2 separate regions of the Homo sapiens genome follow, and region 2 is linked to region 1. The links are chromatin contacts, found by POLR2A ChIA-PET in ENCODE. All regions are on one chromosome and are shown on one strand. Each heading gives the region's core, a stretch centred on a gene start or an enhancer-like site at or near the end of the contact. The rest is flanking DNA. Distances are from core to core; before and after follow the strand shown. Region 1 overlaps RAB7A (RAB7A, member RAS oncogene family). Region 2 has its middle 15 kb from the start of ACAD9-DT.

What was found. ChIA-PET counts read pairs that join two places held with the same protein, here RNA polymerase II (POLR2A).
Region 2: POLR2A ChIA-PET joins it to region 1 with 10 read pairs in Panc1. The contact joins two enhancer-like sites. POLR2A ChIA-PET finds 5 or more read pairs at or near these places in 3 of 52 experiments (H1, Panc1 and T-cell).

The regions. Positions count from the first base shown.
Region 1 is chr3:128,757,076-128,763,064 of GRCh38, reverse strand. The region is part of intron 1 of RAB7A (RAB7A, member RAS oncogene family); the gene reads right to left. Among named protein-coding and RNA genes, the nearest start is that of RAB7A, 34 kb to the right of the region's middle. RefSeq lists an enhancer at 4,094-4,593. Within about 2 kb of position 3,469, at least 7 of the 41 ENCODE cell types and tissues checked have a DNase peak (open chromatin) inside an H3K27ac peak, as active enhancers do.
Region 2 is chr3:128,861,561-128,867,549 of GRCh38, reverse strand. It overlaps the pseudogene IFT122P3. Among named protein-coding and RNA genes, the nearest start is that of ACAD9-DT, 15 kb to the left of the region's middle. RefSeq lists an enhancer at 2,517-3,343. Within about 2 kb of position 2,643, at least 4 of the 41 ENCODE cell types and tissues checked have a DNase peak (open chromatin) inside an H3K27ac peak, as active enhancers do.

The DNA.
Region 1 (5,989 bases), core at 2,220-4,719:
ACAACTGGCTTGATCTTTCCAAAACTAAAGATAATGACAGAAAAAGGGAAGGAGGGACCACATTCTAGATTAAAGGACTTGAGAGCATTTACAGGTGAAGTATCATGAGGTCTAATTTACTTTGTAGTAGCTCAACTGAAAGAACAGATAAAGCAAATACAGAAAATGCTAACTGTTGAAAGTAGGTAGGAGAGTGTATCTTTTACACTGAGTCTCTTTGCTTTGTATATGTCTGACATTTTTTCATAATAAACTGTGAAGCTATTCCACATTAGAGGAGGAGTGGCTTTCTGAACAGGACAGTTGAGGCAGAAGCTCTCACTGGATCCTAATCTAGCTAAACAGATTCTGCTTCTAATCTCCACCCTCAGGCTCTCCCACTGAAGTGGGGTCCAGGTAACTTCAACAATAAGAAATGCCCCAAAGCAAACCTTCCAAAGTACTCCAAGTTTGTCTGACCAGTAACTCTCACCCCATCTCACTCCCCACTCCCAGAAGGCACTCAATACTCACTGAGATTTAAGTAATCCTTCAGGTCTTCATATAATCACTTCCATTTTGAGGGTCACGGTGGGAAGTAGGGGGGTGATAAGACTTGAGGAGGTTAAGAAAAACTGTGACGGGGAGGAATTTTATTATAAAGAATAAGTAACAGTTTGCTTGGTTAACTGTGTTGGGAGAAGAGAGCTTAAACGGGAATGGAACACTTAGTAAACACTCCTTCCAATTCCTTGGGAAGAGTTAGCAGGAACCCTTAAAATTTCCACTTTTCTTTTCCCTTGTCCCTCCTCCTTAGCCTTTTTCATCTTTAATCTTCACACAGGAAAGTCTATCTGTAGCCTAGAACAAACTGACCCATAGTTCAACACTGCCAGCACAATTTCCCCTCCGGGTTTTCAAATTTATTAGCACAAAGTTATAGAAAGTATTCCTACATAAATTACTGTGGTAAAATATTAAAACAATTACCATTTTCACCATTTTTAAGTGTATATTTCAGTGGCATTAAGTACCATGAAGTTTATTTTTGTTTTACAATAGATTTAAAATCCCACTTTAAGATAACTGGCAAAACATGCAAACATGGTACCAAGTCCAGGGAGAGGAAATGTAAAGGCTCCACACCTTCTGCACAGTTAAGTGCACCACAGACATCTTGATGGGGCTGGTGCCACAGTTTGGCAGGCATAAATATAAATGAAAACATTAAATGCTCGGTTGCTTTTCAGTAATGCCTAAAGTAGTCTTATTCACATCCCTATTTCAATATGTTAATTAAATTGTATACAATCACACTCTGTCCCTGTAATTTAACTAAAATTCCAATTTTCAAAACAGGATTTATAGGTTGACAGCTGCTGCTCTAGAGGAGAGGTGCCTTTTTCCAGAGGGCAAATCTGTGGCAGAGAACTCAGTCTTAAAGATCTAAATAAAGGACTGTTAACTCAGAGGTCATGCCAATCTGGACACAGACCTTGGTACATAAGGCCTGTTCAGAGGCTGGTGATCTTAACACAGATTCATTTCCCAAGCACCTGCACCAGCCCAACTGCTAGAGATGCAAAGATGACCAAGATAGTCTCCCTACCTCAAGCTTGGTTTAAGGAGACCCTGGATAAGCAGACAGGAAAATGGCAATAAATGTATGATGTCATAAGAATAGTCAAGACTTCTTCCTCCGAGTGGGATGGGGGGGTATAGAGGACTTTGACTATGGTTTGCCATATTTTAAGTTTTAAAACAATGACTATGTATGACTTCGTAATCAAAAGAAACTCTCAACACAAAAGGGGTTAGAGGTGATCAGGAATCTAACCCATTATATGAGGGCTTTAAGAACGCTTCCCAAAGAGGATACCTAGATGTTGAATCCTCAACTGGGTACAGAGATTATCTTAGAAGAATACAGGCCAGAATTTTAACATGGGGAGGAGGCAACAGGCTGAGAAACCTCAAGAACAGCTGTGCTTACTTTTTATACACTTACGCCAAGGATTTGGGGGCTGGAAAAATCTGACCTCTTGGTACTCTTGTTTCTACTTAGCTTTAGAAACAAATTCGTGCATCTGTACAATTTCCATCCTTATCTGTAAGAAAGGCTTCCTCTCCACCTCTTAGGGTTGTAGGGAGGATTCCACAGGCAAATGGGAGATGAAGCTTTTTAAGGGATAAAACACTTTATATAGGTCTATACCTTAACTGAAGTCGCTATGGGACCGGCAGTGGAAATGACATGATTTTGCCTAGGTTCCCCTACAAAGAGGATTCGACCACAAAAGATTTCAAGGCCTACACTAGTTCCATATGTTTATAACTCAGTTTAAGCTAGAGGCTGTTTTTCTGCAGCTCTTGCTAGCCAAAAACCTAACCACCTTACACTCCAGGCTTTGCCTTTGTTATGATTGCTAGATGAATTTCCTTGCTTCCACACAAAGGCTTGACAATCAACAGACGGTTAGGTGACAGCATTGACCTTATTGCTCATCCCAGTATATCTAAGGGGTACTCACAAACCAGCTATTAGCACTCTACATTGTAGGAAGTGTTTCTGAAACAGAGATATGGGAAGGATCAATATAAGAATCCTCCAAGATAAAACCTATCTCTGGGAAAAAGTGACTCCATTATTGCTGGAGTATTTGGGCTCTCCAGAGATAAACAGAACCAATAGATTACACATAAAGACAGTTATTACAAGGAATTGGCTCACAGGATTATGTAGGCTGAGAAGTCCCATGACCTGCAGTTGGGAGGTCTGAGAATCGGGAGAGCTGACAGAGTTAAGCTCTAGTTGCAGCCTGGAGTCCAGAGGGCAAAGAACACCTATGTCCCATCTCAAGCACGGTCAGGCGGAGAAAGAAGACTTTCCTGCTCAGCCTCCTTCTCTAAGCAGCCTCCCGTGGATGAAGCTCACCCACGCTGGGGAGGGCAGCCACCTTCACTCAGTCCACCAAATCTCATCCAGAAACACCCTCACAGGCACACCCAGAATAATGTTTAGCCACATATCTGGGCACCTGAGGACCAGTCAAATTGACTCATAAGTCATCATCGAGGCTGGGCATGGTGGTTCACGCCTATAATCCCAGCACTTTGGGAGGCCGAGGCAGGCAGATCACCTGAGGTCGGGAGTTAGAGACCAGCCTGACCAATATGGAGAAACCCCGTCTCTACTAAAAATACAAAATTAGCCGGGCGTGGTGGTGCATGCCTGTAATTCCAGCTACTTGGGAGGCTGAGACAGGAGAAGTCGCTAGAACCCAGGAAGCGGAGGTTGCAGTGAGCCAAGATTGCGCCACTGCACTCCAGCCTGGGTAACAAGAGCGAAACTCCGTCTCAGAAAAAAAAAAAGTCACCATCATACACGGGCAGATATGAAAACCTAACAGAGCTTACTTGAGGTTCAGGTACCATGGGGTGTTGTAACGCCCAAGCAAAAGCTGAGATCTTCAGGCTGAGGAGGAAGTGTTAAAGAACAGAATGTCAAAGGTTTCACAACACTTTGCTTCTATTTCAAAAGCTACATTCCTGCAAAGGAAGTGTAAAAGGACTAAAACTTAAAACCCATTCTCAAACTGGGCCCACAAGATCTTGGCAGAATAGACGTCCACCTGCCTCACAAGATCACCCAGTGCACAGCCTCCCTCAGACAACTTTTAGGTAGTCATGGCTAGAAACTGATCCGAGATGGCAATGCACAGCAACTGGGATAATCGGGGAAAGGAACTAACATAAACCTTCCTTACCTACCACATTAAGCTCCTGTGGCTTTTCCACCGCTAACACTGAATTCCTGCCACATTATGAGGAGCTAATACACAGTTTACTTAATCTTATTCCTCTTAGGTTAAACCATTTGCCTCAGAATGTAAATTCTCAGTTTCCCTGTAGCTACTCAACAATCTCAATGTAACTATGAAACCATATTTCATGGCCAGAGACCTATCAGCTTATGGCACATTTGGATTTCTTTGGAAAAAGAATTTGAACAGAAGATACTGATCTTAATTTAACTCATTTGTAAAACACAGGGGCTGTAAGTTGAAGATCACTGAACTTAAAAACAAGCTGTAGTCTGTTTACTACTCAACCAAAGCCTGAGTGAGTAGCATTAGAACAGTAAGTCCCCTTAAAACTCTGAGCCAGGGATTTTGTTTCTTTGTGGCAACAGAAACATTTCAAATGAACTCATATGTTAAATCTTAAGCAAAAAACAGATAAAACACAGCTATTCGTGGGATGGCCGAGAGCAATCCAATGCTACCAAAGGATCATGTTCAAGGAACCCTCAAGAGTTCTGTCCACAACCAGAATATCATTGATATACTCCAAACCCTTTTATCTGATATATGAGAAAACTAATGCTCAGAGACAGAAGCATGCTTGCCCAAGAGTAAAAATCCCTAAAGATTTTTCGTTGTTGTTTTAAAGTCATTCATTCTTGATGAATGTCACTACAAACAAGCAGAATTAAAAAACCAAACGCAGGAGGCTGGGCCAGTGGCTCACGCCTGTAATTCCCAGCACTTTGGGAGGCCGAGGCGGGCGGATCACGAGGTCAGGAGACCGAGACCATCCTGGCTAACACGATGAAACCCCGTCTCTACTAAAAATACAAAAAAAAATTAGCTGGGCGTAGTGGCGGGCGCCTGTAGTCCCACCTACTCGGGAGTCTGACGCTGGAGAATGGCGTGAACCTGGAAGGCGGAGCTTGCAGTGAGCCGAGATAGCGCCACTGCACTCCAGCCTGGGCGACAGAGCCAGACTCTGTCTCAAAAAAAAAAAAAAAACAAAAAAACAAACACTGGGGTGGTGGCTCACACCTGTAACCCCAGCAATTTGACAGGCTAGGGCAGGAAGATCATTTGAGGCCGGAAATTCAAATCCAGCCTAACCAATATAGTGAGAGGCTGCCTCTACAAAAAAATTTAAAAATTAGCCAGGTGTGGTGGCTCACACCTGTAATCCCAGTGATTTGCGAAGCCAAGGACAGAAGACTGCTTGAGCCCAGAACTTTGAAGTTAGAGTGAGCTACAATCGCACCACTGTACTCCAGCCTGGGTGACAGAGCAAGACCCTGACTCTAAAAATAAAAAAAATAAAATAGGCTGGGCGCAGTGGCTCACAAGTGTAACTCCAGCACTTTGGGAGGCTGAGGCAGGAAGACTGCTTAAGCCCAGGAGTTGGAGACCAGCCTGGGCAACACAGCAAGACCTTGTCTCTGTTTTCTTAAAAATATTTTTCTTAGGCCAGGCACAGTGGCTCATGCCTATAATCCCAGCACTCTGGGAGGCTGAGGCAGGTGGATCACTTGAGGTCAGGAGTTCAAGACCAGCCTGGCCAGCATGGTAAAACCCCACCTCTACTAAAAATACAAAAATTAGCTGGGCGTGGTGGTGGGCACCTGTAGTCCCAGTTAGGAGAATGAGGCAGGAGAAATCACTTGTAACCCAGGAGGCAGAGGTTGCAGTGAGCTGAGATCATGCCACTATACTCCAGCCTGGGTAACACAGCAAGACTTGGTCTCAAAAAAAAAAAAATTGTTTTTAAAATAAATAAAAATATTTTATTTAAAAAATAAAATATAAAACATTCATCTTGTGCCTCTGCCTCGCCTGTACTTCTAGCTTTGCTTTCAAACTGCTAAGCACACCTGGCCTCAATATCACACTTGTTCCCTCTCCTGCACCATCAGTGGCTCAAATGCCATCTTTCCCCAACCATCCTACATAAAATGGCACACTTTCACTTCACCCTGTGTTACTGTTCTCCATAGCACTTATCTGATATTCATGTTCTATCAAGTATGGCTGGGAGAGAAAAAAATGGAGAATAACTGCTTAATTTGCATAGTCTCTGGTTGGCATGAGGAAAGGTTCTGGAAATAGGTGGTGGTGATGTATGTACAAGAGTGGGACTGGGCCAGGTGTGGTGGCTCACACCTGCAATCCCAGCACTTTGGGAGGTGGAGGTGAGTGGATCACCTGAG
Region 2 (5,989 bases), core at 1,394-3,893, 110 kb before region 1:
GGCCTCAAGGAAGTTACTTAAGCTCTCTGTGCAGCTGTGTGGCCTCAGGTAAGTTCAACCTCTGTGTGCCACGTGTGGCCTCAGACAAGTTGCTTAACCACTGTATGAAGCTGTGTGACATCAGGCAAGTTGTGTAGTTTCTCTGTGCAGCTGCATGGCCTCAGGCAAGTTACTTAACCTCTGTGTAACTGTGTGACCCAGGCAAGTTACTTAACCTCTTGTGCAGCTGTTTTGCCTCTGGCAAGTTACTTAACCTCTCAGTGCAGCTGTGTGGCCTCAGGCAAGTTGCTTCACCCCCTCTTTCCAACTCTGAGACTTCAGAGAAGTTTTTGTTTTTTGAGGACAGCGTCAGGCCAAAGGTGCAGTGGCCCTCACACTCATAGCAGGCCCCCCCATTCTGGCAGAGTTGAGCTACAGCCTCTGGCTACATGTAGACTTGATTAGTGGCTTAAGGTCATCAGAAGGTGGAAGATTTGTTAGAGATGCTGCTTCTGTGGATTTCTAGAGGGAGGCAGAGATTGTTACCTAGGTCAGCTCCTGATTAGGGCAGCGAGTGGGCTAAGGCAGTGCGTTCCAGCATGTGTCCTAGAGAATGCTGGGTCCTCAGGATACTGATAGATGTCATAAGAAAAATTGGCCCCTTGGCCAGTTCGGTGTGGGATGTTAAACAGATTTCTGTGTGTGTATGTATGCATGTGCATACATGTTCTTTGCTCAACATAAGAAAAGTTCTAAGTGGGCTGCTACATGAAACTTTGAAAGTGAAAATGAGCCAGTCGCAGTGGCTCATATCTGTAACCCCAGCACTTTGGGAGGCCGAGCCAGGTGGATCACTTGAGGTCAGGAGTTCGAGACCAGCCTGGCCAACATGGCGAAACCCTGTCTCTACTAAAAATACAAAAATTAGCTGGACGTGGTGGCGGGCGCCTGTAATCCCAGCTATTTGGGAGGCTGAGACAGGAGAATCTCTTGAACCTGGGAGGTGGAGGTTGCAGTGAGCCGAGATCGTGCCACTGTCCTCCAGCCTGGACAACAGAGTGAGACTCCGTCTCAAAAAAAAAAAAAACAAAAAACTGAAAATGTAGCTGCATTAGCCTGAGAGCCAAGCTGTGCAGCAGATGGCTTATGGCTAAGGCTTGTCAGGTCTTTGCTGGGGATGGAAGTCACGGGGTGTGAGAGCGGTGGGTGAAGTCAAGAACAATGCCAAGGGGAGGTGGGTCAAGTCAAGAACAAAGCCAAGGGCTGCTTCTTTCTCAGGCAGCTCTCACTTCCCATGGGAGCATGGACTTTGGGGTCAGGTGGGCCTGAGGTCATGTTCTTAGTTAGCTACTCACAGGCTTTGTCACCCTGGGCAGGTCATTTTACCTCTCCGAGGCTACAGTTTCACATGAGGATAATACTACATTTCACAGGGCTGTCAAAAATAGATATCAAGGTTGGGAGTTAAATCCAGTTTCAAAAAAATACCCAAACAGGGATATTAAAGCAGGCATGCTGGTGGGTACCTGTTGTCCCAGCTACTCAGGAGGCTGAGGCAGGAGGATTTCTTGAGCCCAGGAGTTTGAGGCTGCAGTGTGATATGATTAAGCCTGTGAATAGCCACAGTGGTCAGCCTGGGCAACATAGCAAGACTTTATCTCTAAAAAAATTTTTTTTTAAACCAGGGATATTAGTAGATGATGGCTGTCATCATCACTGTCATCATTATTATAATTTTCTACCACATGTCTTGTCAGTGTTCATAGTAGCCTTTTCTTATGTTAGTTCGTGACTCAGATCTCTGCTAGGTGGCATCTCCTAACGCTGCAGTCTGGGTAATGTCATCAACAAATCCCCAGTCCGAACAGACACTGAAGTGAGCTCGGCCTGTCTCGGGTCTGTCATTACTTCTGCAGCCTCTGATGAACCTCGCTTCTGGCCTCCTAAGGATAAGCCAACGCCCCACCCCCTCTTTCTTTTGATGAGTCCTTTTCCCTGCACGGAGCTTCTGGTGAAGGTGGTGGGAGTTGTTCTTGCAGAGCACATGGGAGTCCAACGGCCTGGCAGTGGGCCAGGATCTTGTTGCCATGGTGACTGACACTGTTTTCGCTGAAATTTTGCCAGATCCTGAAGATCTTCGTGGACAATCTCTTTGCTATCGTCCTGCTGAAGCAGGCCACAGCTGTGCGCTGCTTGGACATGAGTGCCTCCCGTAAGAAGCTGGCCGTGGTAGATGAAAATGACACTTGCCTGGTGTATGACATCGACACCAAGGAGCTGCTTTTTCAGGTGAAGTCCCCGAGGGGGCCCAGGGACATCGTCCTTTGATTAGAGGCCCTCTCTAGCTTCCCAGTCCCTGCAGGAGGCTCTTCTGCTCTGGCCCAGGCAGGTCTCTGGGAGGAGCAGTGAGGGGCAGGGGCCAAGCACATGCATAGAGTCCCAGAGGCCCTGGGCCACAACCTGCTCCTCCCACGCAGGCACAAGCCACAGGGCCTGGACCAGCCTCTTTAACTTTGGTTTTCTTGCCAATGAGATGAGCCAGCAGAGCCTTTCTTAAGCGTTTTCCATGAACAAGAAATGGGGCAATGACTCTGAGGGGGGCGTGACGTTAGCACTCAGTGAATGGGGCGATGGATGCACTTCCTTTGCAGAAGTCTGCGTCTCACCTGCTGCAGGCCTGCCTCTGTCTATGCACACCTACAGCGAGGGAAGGAAACAGAATCAGTTTTGTCATCTGAAAGGGGGAAGGGGATGGGCAAGCCTGACCTTCTGTTTAATTCACAAGAATCCTAGAAAAGCCAGCAGAATGCGAAGTGCTTGGATCTTTGGGGTTGTAGGCGTTGTTTAGTGGAGTCATCCAGCCCTGTGGGCTGAAAAAGTGTGTCACCAGAGAAGACAGCCCGGCAGCTCTGTGCCCCGGGCCTGGCTGGCTTTCTGCTGGGCTCGTGCCATTCTTTGTCTCTTTTGGGCTTTGGAGGTGGGGAGGGCTGGTTTGGCAGAATCGAGTTCCCCTCAAAGCTGGAGCCCCTCCTAACTGGTTTCCTCGGCCACTGCAGGGTTTCCTGATGTTACTGGCAGATTCAGTTCCCTTACCAGGCTCCTCTTTGCTCTCCGCAGCAGAATCAATAGGGGGGAGGGGCCTGGAGTGGGGAGCAGCCTCAGTCAATTAGAAGGGGTTACCTCGGCCGGGCGCAGTGGCTCATGCCTGTAATCCCAGCATTTTGGGAGGCCGAGGTGGGCGGATCGCGAGGTCAGGAGATCGAGACCATCCTGGCTAACATAGTGAAACCCCGTCTCTACTAAAAATACAAAAAATTTGCTGGGCGTGGTGGCAGGTGCCTGTGGTCCCAGCTACTTGGGAGTCTGAGCAGGAGAATGGCATGAACCCGGGAAGTGGAGCTTGCAGTGAGCCAAGATCGCGCCACTGTACTCCAGCCTGGGCGACAGAGCGAGACTCCATCTCTTAAAAAAAAAAAAAAAAAAAAAAGGAGTTACCTGGCCACCTCTAGCCCAGAGGTGACTCCCTGTCAGTCTCAACTCACTCATGTCCCTGAGAGAGTAGAATGGTTCGGGGGAAAGAGAGGGCACACCCTTCAGGCTGACCTAGGCTTGGGTCCTGCCTGCATCCCTTCCTGTGTGATCTTAAGCAAGTTAGTGAGCCTCTCTGAGCCTTGATTTCTTTTCTCTAAAATGAAATTAGTAATTGCCCCTCACAGAATTGCTACAGGAATGAACAAGATACCACAGTGCCTAGCTCAGTGCTGGGCACAAAATGGGGCCTGAAATGTTACCTCCCTTCTTCCCAGCCTCACCTCCCACCTATAGGGGGCGTAGCTGGCCCCAAATGTGAATCTGTGTCTGAGCCTAGAATCATACAAATGTGGAAGGGTGTCTGCGTGCCCCCGTCCCCACTGCTGGCTCTATAGCAGGCTAGGGGAGGTGATTCTCAGCCCTGCCAGGAGACATCAGCATTCCCAGCTGTGACATTGCCTGCTGGCTTTTCCTCTTCTCCACTGCCCCTCCCCCTACACATAAAACAGCTATATATTTTTTTCTCATTATAGAAGCAATCTGCGCTCATTTATAAAAGATTCAGACATTGTAAAACATTCTAGGCAGAAAGCTGTGAGCATCTACTGGTCCCTGAGGCTCCAGGGCTGAGCAGGGAACTGAGGTGCAGTGGGTGCCTCCCAGGGTGACTATTTTCACAATGTGTGGACTGTAAATGCAAAGAACAAGATATTCTTTTCAAATCTTACAAATAACTTACCGTTCTTTCTCTTATTATCAAACAATAGATAGATGTTCATGACAGAACAAATTCAGGCAAACAAAAAAGATTTTCTCATTACACAATTTCGCCCACCCATTAACGCTGTTAATCCTTTGGAACATATTCTTGTAAATCTTCTGTTTACAGAGATGTATATTCCTTCTGTAATAGAAGTGGAATCCCACTTTGCTGATTCTCCACCTTCTTTTTTTTTCTTTTCTTTTTTTTGAGACAGTTTCGCTCTTGTTGCCCAGGCAATGCCACCATGATCTTGGCTCACTGCAGCCTCTGCCTCCCGGGTTCAAGCCATTCTCCTGCCTCAGCCTCCCGAGTAGCTGGGATTACAGGCACATGCCACCACGCCCGGCTAATTTTTGTATTTTTAGTAGAGACAGGGTTTCACCATGTTGGCCAGGCTGGTCTCGAACTCCTGACCTCAGGTGATCCACCCGCCTTGGCTTCCCAAAGTGCTAGGATTACAGGTGTGAGCCACTGCACCTGGTCTGATTCTCCACTTTCTATATAGGGACTCATATTGCAGGAGAATATTTTTCTTTTTTTTTTATATTATACTTTAAGTTCTAAGGTACATGTGCACAACGTGCAGGTTTGTTACATATGTATACATCTGCCATGTTGGTGTGCTGCACCCATTAACTTGTCATTTACATTAGGTATATCTCCTAATGCTATCCCTCCCCCCCGACTCCATGACAGGCCCCGGTGTATGATGTTCCCCATCTGTGTCCAAGTGTTCTCATTGTTCAATTCCCACCTATAGTGAGAACATGCAGTGTTTGGTTTTTTTGTCCTAGCGATAGTTTGCTCAAAATGATGATTTCCAGCTTCATCCATGTCCCTACAAAGGACATGAACTCATCCTTTCTTATGGCTGCATAGCATTCCATGATGTATATGTGCCACATATTCTTAATCCAGTCTATCTTGATGGACATTTGGGTTGGTTCCAAGTCTCTGCCATTGTGAACAGTGCTGCAGTAAACATGCATGTGCGTGTGTCTTTATAGCAGCATGATTTATAATCCTTTGGATATATACCCAGTAATGAGATGGCTGGGTCAAATGGAACTTCTAATTCTAGATCCTTGAGGAATTGTCAGGGGAATATTTTTCAAAAGTAACGCCTGCTTACTCAAAAATTCCAACAACACGCAGGTGCATGGAGGGGCTTGCCTCTGTTCATTTCTCTTGCCTCTGTTCATTTCTTTTTGGTCCCCTTTCCTCCTTTTCCCTCCATCCCACTGTAAGCAATTTAGTGGGATTCAGTCATTAAAAGGGTATTAGGCTGAAATGTGCAAGCGCTGCCCAAGCCCAGGGTGGTTCTCACAGGATCCCCACTGTCCCTGTCCCCCAGGAACCAAACGCCAACAGTGTGGCCTGGAACACCCAGTGTGAGGACATGCTCTGCTTCTCGGGAGGAGGCAACCTCAACATCAAAGCCAGCATCTTCCCTGTGCACTGGCAGAAGCTGCAGGGCTTTGTGGTCGGCTACAATGGCTCCAAGATCTTCTGCCTCCACGTCTTCATTTCTGCCGTGGAGGTGCCACAGGTAACTGGGAGCACCTGTCCACTCTCAGCACTGGCAAGGCCAGTAAGACCAGGGAAGCCGGGCCCCTGGCTGGTGCTTTGAGGAGAGAGTAGCAAGGAGAGAAGAATGGCAGCTGTGATGTCGTGGGAGGCAGTCTGGGCTTGGAACCTGCAGCCCTATCTCCACTC